3 separate regions of the Homo sapiens genome follow, and regions 2 and 3 are each linked to region 1. Evidence: chromatin contacts called from ENCODE Hi-C or POLR2A ChIA-PET data. All regions are on one chromosome and are shown on one strand. Each heading gives the region's core, a stretch centred on a gene start or an enhancer-like site at or near the end of the contact. The rest is flanking DNA. Distances are from core to core; before and after follow the strand shown. Region 1 holds the start of AK2 (adenylate kinase 2). Region 2 holds the start of LCK (LCK proto-oncogene, Src family tyrosine kinase). Region 3 holds the start of TMEM39B (transmembrane protein 39B).

The links. Hi-C counts contacts between places; a loop is a spot of excess contacts on that map. ChIA-PET counts read pairs that join two places held with the same protein, here RNA polymerase II (POLR2A). Pooled maps may share reads with other maps.
Region 2: a pooled map shows a loop between it and region 1 (3-fold over the local background). The contact joins the promoter of LCK here to the promoter of AK2 in region 1. A Hi-C loop is called at or near these places in 2 of 50 pooled maps. POLR2A ChIA-PET finds 5 or more read pairs at or near these places in 2 of 52 experiments (HEK293T and activated naive CD4-positive, alpha-beta T cell).
Region 3: a pooled map shows a loop between it and region 1 (6-fold over the local background). The contact joins the promoter of TMEM39B here to the promoter of AK2 in region 1. A Hi-C loop is called at or near these places in 7 of 50 pooled maps. POLR2A ChIA-PET finds 5 or more read pairs at or near these places in 2 of 52 experiments (activated CD4-positive, alpha-beta T cell and activated T-cell).

What each region holds. Positions count from the first base shown.
Region 1 is chr1:33,035,474-33,038,370 of GRCh38, forward strand. It overlaps AK2 (adenylate kinase 2), which reads right to left and starts at 1,410. Exons shown (of 6, transcript NM_001625.4): 1 at 1,263-1,410. The coding sequence starts at 1,355. RefSeq lists an enhancer at 1,229-1,388.
Region 2 is chr1:32,249,970-32,252,669 of GRCh38, forward strand. It overlaps LCK (LCK proto-oncogene, Src family tyrosine kinase), which reads left to right and starts at 1,296. Exons shown (of 13, transcript NM_005356.5): 1 at 1,296-1,402. RefSeq lists enhancers at 1-108, 299-508, 559-648.
Region 3 is chr1:32,071,606-32,074,469 of GRCh38, forward strand. TMEM39B (transmembrane protein 39B) reads left to right here and starts at 1,334. Exons shown (of 9, transcript NM_018056.4): 1 at 1,334-1,446. The coding sequence starts at 1,443. RefSeq lists an enhancer at 733-1,338.

The sequences.
Region 1 (2,897 bases), core at 160-2,659:
GAAAAGCGGGCACAGGGCAGTCCTCAGATTCCCTTTCATTTGGGAGCTCAGACTTCCCTCTTTGAAGCCTAACAACAGGCAAGAGCCAGAGGCTTAGGGCCCCAGGTGCAATGCCAGACCCCAAGCAAGAAGGGGACATCAATAATCCAACCTGCGGGCTTCCAAATCCGAAATGAGATCATCGATCCCAACCCTAATCTATGGCCCCATTATGTCCCAGATCTAGAAGGGGCCCAGATCCCAAGTGAGGCCCCTGTTGCCTGCTAGGGCAGATGGTAACTTCAGACTCTAACTCCATGGTTCCTGAGGTCTCAGGCTCATGAAACTCATTTCACTAATTTGGGAAAGCCACCTGACCTTTCTGGGCCTGTTTTTTAACCTGTTGATTGATAAAGTTAAAATTTCAAGTTCCCTATAAACAACAACAAAATAAAAAAAGGAAAAAATAAATAAAAACCAAAGGGAAGGAAGATACAAACAAACAAAAATAATAAAAACAAAATAAAAAAAAATTCAAGTTCCTTTTCATCTAAAATCATTTGCGTCATCCCAAGCTGCTTAGCCTTCAGTAGCCTCAGGTCCTAACTCCAAGCCAGGTCCCATGAGCACTCCCAACCCTTATTGTGGACACTACTCAAAGGTTGCGACTCATGGGTCTCCAGGCTATAAACCAGTTCTACACATTCACCCCCAACTTTCAAACAGGGAGAGCCTTAGGTTTCCTCCCATCTCAATTCAACTGGCTCACACAGCACATGTCACCTCTCACTCTGCCCCACGTGTTGGAGATGCTTCTCCTCCCCTCCCCCTAAGTCATAAATCATTATCAAAATCTCCCGACCTCCAGTGCCTGGAATGTAACCCTGATTCTGGACAATTCACCTCCAACTCGCAGGTAACCTGGGCCATAAAGCTAATTGCCTCCATTCAGCCTGTAATCTAGATGCCTCGGCCCAGGGCTCACTCTACCCCTCAAACCTTTCCAGTCTCTAGACCCTTAGTGGAATTAATCAGCCCTCACATTCCCTAACCCAACACTTCAACACTGAATCCCTCGGGCACTCCAATCCTAACTCAGACTGCCCCGACCTCCAATTTGGACCCTCTCCGAAATGCCCCACCAGAACCGAGACCCCGGCCAGCGTTCCCCGCAGGCCTTAGTCCCCGGCCCGCTCCGGGCAGGTCCAGGGCTTCTAGATCTCCGGCCGCCTTGACCTTGGAGTTCAGCAGGCTCCGCCGCCAAGCCCAGTCCTGCCGCTCACCTGGGTCCCTTTACCGGCCCCGGGAGGCCCCAGCAGCACGGCCCGGATGCCTTTAGGATACTCGGGTTCTGCCGCTGGCACGCTGGGAGCCATGTCCGCCGAAGTCTCTCACTGCCACCAGTTCGCACGCCTCACAGGTCCAGTGCTTCCCAGGTCAACGCACGCACGCCACGCACGTCCCACTCGCCGCTCACACTGGCCCATAGCCGCGTCCGTCAGCCCGTTCCGCCCGCCCCTGAGCACGACGGACTCTTCACCTTACCAACTGCACGGCGATACTGAGGAACTTTGCTTTTGATTGGACAGAATTGGTGCGGGATAAGGAAGGGGCGGGCCAGCATGTACTAAGGGTGGCGGGTGTGCGGAGTGGGCGGGAAAACGCGAAGGAGGACAGGAGGTCAGGCCGGAAGGTATACTTCGGCATTTGACAGTTGACGACACCAGCAACAACATTGAAATCCTATTAAATTGCGCGTGGGAGTTTAAATGGGTAAAATCACTCTTAGAAGACAAATTAGTAATATGTTTCAAATACCCTTTGGTCCAGCAATTCCACTTCCACGAATTCAATGGATAAAATCAAGGATATGAGTAAAGATTCGTGTAACAAAGTTGTTAATTGCAACACTTAGCCCAAAAGCCCGAGAAAAACCATAAAATAAAGGCAATACTCCAAATGTCCAACAATAAGAGATTGGTTAAATAAATTGCAACCAATTTGTATCCTGGAATACCCCTGTTGTATAAGATAATTTAATCATGCGGGAAAATGTTAGCAAAGCGAGATACAAAATTGCAGTTACAACAAAATCCGAATTTTGGCCGGACGCGGTGGCTCACGCCTGTAATCCCCACACTTTGGGAGACCATGGCGAGCGGATTACCTGAGGTCAGAAGTTCGAGACCAGCCTGACCAACATGATGAAACCCCATCTCTACTGAAAATACAAAATTAGCTGGGAGTGGTGGCATATGCCTGTAATCCCAGCTACTTGGGAGGCTGAGGCAGGAGAACTGCTTGAACCCAGGAGGCGGAGGTTACAGTGAGCCAAGATTGAGCCATTACACTCCAGCCTGGGCAACAAGAGTGAAACTCCGTCCCACTCCCCCCCCAAAAAATCCCGATTTTGTTTATTACAAGTGTAGACCGCTGTGTAGTGTGATTAGAGGAGCACCTCTCCTTTGTATATTTTAATAGATTTTTTAAAGTTCTATGGTAAATTCTTAATAAGTTTAAAAACTTAAGTTTAAAACAAGTTTTACCTTTATATTAAGAAAAACGTTAACCTTTTAAAGTCAGGAAAAGATAGTTTTTCTCAAAAGAGATGACCCTCTTGGATAGGGAAATAATTTCTACAGCTTTTTGGTGTGTGAAAGTTTCATCCAGCTCCAAGGGCCTCTTTGGACCTTTAGTTAAGAGTGTGTAATGAAACGATTATGTTTCCCCACAGGCTCCTAACAACTCATTTTCTACATCTTGATGATGAATTTGCTATCCCTTCAGCTGTGGTCTCTTCTTTTTTTTTTTTTTTTTGAGACGTGGTCTCGCTCTGTTGCCCAGGCTGGAGTGCAGTGGCGCGATCTCGGCTCACTGCAAGCTCCACCTCCTGGGTTCACGCCATTCTCCTGCCTCAG
Region 2 (2,700 bases), core at 46-2,545, 790 kb before region 1:
CAGGCTTGGAGCTCCAACTCTAGGCTCTGTGTCACTGTGAAGGTTTTTCACTTTGTCTCTCTCAGCCTTTGTTTCTGTGTTACCCTCTTTGTCTGACTTTCCAACTCAGGCTTCCTCTTCCCCCCACCTATTTCCTGCCCCCACTTCTCTCTGCAGCTGAGGTGCACACAGCATCGCTTCCACCTCACAAGCCCCAACAATGCTCTGTGGGTTCCCCTCCCCCTACCAGCTCACTCAGGCAGTGACGCATGTGCACTTTCCTCCTGGTGGGGTCAAGGCCGAGTTCTTGGACCTGATGAGGCCACCTGGAGTTCCTCATATCACTGGTGACCTGGCCCTCAGCTAATGATGGGTGCCCCCTCAGCCTGGCCCCAGGGGAAATGGAAATTCTTTGCCTGCCTGCTGCTCGTGACAATCTTCTTGCCTCCTGCTTATAACAGAAAGTCCTGACAGTCTGTGGCCTGCACCTGGGGGCCTGAGCGGCCCTGTTTGCTCTGTCTTCCACCTGTTGCAGGAGATAGTGCCAAGCCCTCCACCTCTGCCAGGGGCTGTGGCCTTGCCTCTACCTGAATTCGAACTGTTGCCCTACTCTCCAACCATGATTAATGGGTGTTGTCCTGGCCTCTGACTACAGCAGGGGCCGTTACTATGCCCTCTTGAAGACATGAGGTTGTCCTGTCTGCCTCCTGAAACAGGCTGTTTTCCAGCATTCTGTCTGTAAGAGGGATGGTAGCCTGCCATTCACCTACCCTTGACTATAATAAAGCTACTGTTCCATGCCCTGAGATGACATGGGAATTGTTCTCTCGGCCTGACCTGACTGTAACATGCATGGTCTGCTCACCAGCTATTTAACAGGGATATTGTCCTCTCCTCTGACTCTGAACGATGCTACCTTTGCTGCCAGACAGAAACAAAAGGGTCTCTCAGCTGCAACGGTGGTGCTGAGGTGCTGTTTGCCTCTCACCATAAGCTGAGTGTGTGTCCGCTTGCCCCCTGCTCACTGGGCCCAAAGGCTGCCCTTGAATCTCTTGCCCAGATGCACCCTGGAGGGCAGAAGGGAGGGTCTATCAGACATCCTCCCCTCAACTTTAAACCTCCCAGTGTCACCCTGGGACAGTAGGGGAAGATGGACCTGGTCTGGAGATGTAGGGGACCCCCAGGGGCTGAGAGGCAGGGGTCTATGGTGGCAGGAAGCTTGGCGTGCTAGAGGGTTGTGGTTGGGCTGCTGGGGCCCGGTTGGCTGCGGAGCCCTCCGGAGGAGGCAGGAAGTCAGGGTGGGACGTGGGCGCGGGGAGACAGGTGGTGGCTACGACGGCGAAGGGAGCTGAGACTGTCCAGGCAGCCAGGTTAGGCCAGGAGGACCATGTGAATGGGGCCAGAGGGCTCCCGGGCTGGGCAGGTAAGGAGCGCTGGTATTGGGGGCGCAGGCGCCGGGGTGAGAGGCCTGATAGCAGACGGCTGCAGCTGTGCGGGCCCAGGCTCCCTAGGGATGCAGCAGCCCTTTGTGGCTGGGGAGAGAAGATCCTCGCTCAAGGTCAGGTGGGAGGCAGGCAGTGTAGCTGGGTCGCCTCTTTCCTGCGAAGCTGGTGTCGCTTGCCTCTGTCGTGCTGTCCACCAGTGGCCCCACCTGACTGGGAGCGTGTTTCCTGGACACCAGGCACATGGACAGTCAGGTGTTAAAAAGGCTTCCAGAAACCACCAAGCCCAGTCCCTCAGGCCATGAGGATGAGGCTCCTGAGGCCCAGAGAGAACAAGGCACTCACTGCCCACGGTTTCTCAGCAAGGCAGTGGCAGGGCTGAGAGTGATGGCTGAGGCTGTGGCCACCCCGCCTGGAGCAGGGTGATGGACAGGCTGGACTCAGAGGACCCAGGAATCCTTCTGGTTTCTGGGGCAGACCCCAGTGACAAGAATCTCCTGAGAAAGAGAGAGAGAGAGAGAGAGAGAGAGAGAGAGAGAGAGAGAGACAGAGATCACCCAAGGCATCCAGATGGACATGCGAGGAGTGATTTTAGCCTCAGCGATCGAGGGAAGAATCTCCTGATGGGCGTGAACTGATATGTGTGGGGGTGTCCATCATCTGGGATGGAGCTCCAGGGTGGATGGACATATCTGATCTGAGTATGGGAAGTTGGAAGTGAAAGAGAATGATGGGAGAAAGGAAGAGGAAGTACTATTTTTATCCCAGACAGGGGTGCAGTTGGTCCTGGGTGAGGAAGCGCTGAACTTCCATCTGGAAAGTCACCATTCCTGCCCCTGCCAAGCGTCACAGCAGGATGTCCTCCCCTCGCCCCTGGCTCCCTCCCGCTTCAGCCCTGCCTGTGTAGGGCCAGTTGGTTTTGCTGATTCCTGCTTCAAACCCCAGGGAGGTGGAGAGAGACTGGGGAGGCATAGTTGCTACCTGCTCACCTCCTCACTTTTTAACTCTGAGCCTTAATTTTTTTGGGAAGTCCTCACTCAGCCAGATTTCCAGGTTTCCCCTGCTTCGTTGGAGTTTTTCTTGACACACACTTTCCGCCTAGTCAGCTGGTCCCAGCCTTTCTCCTGTCTACAGCTCCAAGTCCTGTAGCCTCTTGTGGGGGCTAGGGAACATGGTGGCTCTCCTCGCACTTCAGGGAGGGTCATTCACCCTGGACAGGCATGAGCAGTTCCTTCCACCCAGCCCTATGCTGACAGACGAATCAGACAGGGTCCCTTGC
Region 3 (2,864 bases), core at 84-2,583, 960 kb before region 1:
CCAGCCTGGGCAACAGAAAGGGAGACTCCAGTCTCAAAAAAACAAAACAAAACAAAAACAAAAATTAGCCGGGCATGGTGGTGCACGCCTGTAATTTCAGCTTGTTGGGAGGCTGAGGCAGGAGAATCGCTTGCACCCAGCAGGTGGAGGTTGCAGTGAGCCGAGATCGAGCCACTGCTCTCCAGCCTGGGCAACAGAGACTCCATCCCCTCAAAAAACAAAATAATAAAATAAATACACCCTCCTGCCTGAGGGACCTTGCACTAACTATTCCCTCTGCCTGAAATGCCCCCTTTCTCCAGAAATCTGCACCACTGACTCACTCATTTCCTTCATGTGTTTACTCAAGTCAACTCTGAAGCCTGCTCTGCCTGCCCTATTTAAAACTGCAACCCCATCCCCCTTTCCTGTTTTTCCTTCACACCATTCCCATCTAACATACTACAGAATTTACCAATTTTGTTCATGTCTATCTCCTCCCACTTGACTGTAAGCTCTATGACTATTAATGAAATATCTACTAATTCATTCAATTAATTGAATACTGCTATTAAGTGCCAAGCACTGTGCTAAGCAATGGAGCTACAAGATGACTAAAACTGCTTGTAGGTCTTGTGAGGGAAGAATCCTAATGACAATAAATGTAGCTCATTTAGTCAATGCTTCTCCAAACATCGTGATGGCTAATACTAAAACAGACTCAGTTCTGCATGCTCTATTTCATTTAACCCTCACCGAAACCTACACGGTGACCATCAGCAGCCTCATCGTAAAGCATAAAAAAACAAGATTGCAAGGCTGGGAAATGGCAGTCAGGATCTGAACCACGGTGTTGACAATGAGAACGGTGAGTAACGTCAAATGTGAGAAATATTTAGGACTTAGGCTCACAAAGACTAAGGCAAAGATCGGATGTGGGGGCCGAGGGAGGGAGGAAATGACTCCTGGATTTTGACTGGGGTGGACTAAAGCGCAGTGAGGCCTAAGAGAAGGATGAAGCGCAACGTGGGGCTGGGCTGGAGGTGCCTGCGGACCGGTCAGGGATATGGTCCACCCCTAGGGGAGCGGAGAGGCGGCTCCGCACCCTCCTCCGGTCGCCGCCGCCCCGGTCCAGGAGATGCTGAGAGAAGACACGCACGGGAAGAGCAGGAGGTGGGTTCCGTTCCCCTCCCTCTTGAGTCTCTTCACCAGCAGCTGCAGGAAGGGCGTGGGGGACCGAGAGACAAAGAGCGCGCAGGCACCGCCTCCGTCCGGGCGGCCCCTTTAAGAAGCGCGCGCCAGCTTCCAGCCCGCCTTGTATGCAAATGTAGCGGCGCGGCGGGAGCGCGCGGCTGATACCCGGGACTGGGCTGCGGCGGTTAGTCCTCTCCCGGCCGCCGTCGCCTCCGACATATTGCCCGCAGGAGCTGCGGCGGCGAAGCGGAGAGCACCGGGGGGAGGAGATGGGTGAGCAGAGCGGCTCAGGCTCGGCCTGGCAACGAGCGGGCGCACGGGTTAGGATGGCCAGGCTGCTAATTGCTGCTCCACGCGGACAGGAGCCCGGTGACGGGAGGGGGAGGGGATGCGAGCGCAGACGGGATCCCGCCCCCTCCTGTCGTTTTGCGGGGTGGGGCCTCTGTTGTGGGGGCGGGACATTGGACGGTGGGCGGGGCTTCTAAGACGAAGCCCTGTGGGGGCTTGGGCTTTCGTGAGGACCAGCTCGTCGGGGCTAGAAAGGGGGGCGGGACTTACCAGTGGGCGTGGCTTCAGCGCTAAGGGTGGAGATTCTGGGCAGGGGGCGCTAGTGCAGTCGGCGTTTCTGGGTTGGAGGGGTTACACTGGGGGCGGTGGAGCGGGGAGACTTCCGACTGAGGGAGCCCATTCTGGAGTGGGGCTTCTGGGCTGAGAGGGCTTTTATTGGCTTGTGGGCGGGGTTTCTGGGCTGACAGTTGTGTGTAGGCGGAGCTTCTGGGCTGAGGGGCTTTATGTGGGTGCAGAGCTTCTAAAGAGAGGAGAGTGGGTGTGGGCAGAGCTTCTGGACTGGACTAAGGGTGTTTGTGTGGGATTTTCTAAGCCAAGTATAACAGCGTATGAACAGAGCTTCTGGTCTGGGGGTTTATGGAGGGCAGAGCTCTTCGCCAGGTACTTTTTAGAGACTTGTGGAGGTTTATAATTTTGGGCATACATCCAAGCCCAAAATTGGCTCCGAAGTGTGGGAAACGCTTCCGAGCTGAGATGCTACGGCGTGGGGTGTATGTGAATGGAGGCTGCTGTGTTACTGTGAAGAGGTATGAACAGGTTATAACTTTTTAAAAATATGTATATGTATGTATATATATTTTTTAATAGAGACCGGGTTTCGCCATGTTGCCCAGGCTGGTCTCCAACTCCTGGTCTCAAGCGATCCTCCCGCCTCGGCCTCACAAATTGCTGAGATTACAGTCGTGAGCCACCACACCCAGTCAGGTTGTGACTTTTTTAGGTGCTTAGGAGCTTTGTGCAGAACTTTTGTGCGAAGTGGTGCGTGGGAGCTTGGGCTAGACTGCTCAGCCTAGTAGGTCCAATTTTTCAGTCCACAGCCACAGGATTCTCCCAGCCATATCCTTGACCCTTTATTTAGGCCCTGGGTCCTGCCCATGAGATCCCAGAATGCCCTTTGAGCTGAATCATGGGGCCCTGGATGAAAAAGCTGTCCCAAAGTTACCCAGAGTTATAGGCCTCCAGAAACTTATGTCTGAATGGGGCCCAATGTGTACCAGAGTTGAGAGCACACGACCCAGCCACGATACTGTGACATAGTGTAAGCTGAGTTTCCTAATGTGTGAAAAACCTACCTTGCTGGGTTCATTCACTCATCAACATATACTTGCTGGGCACTGAGGTAG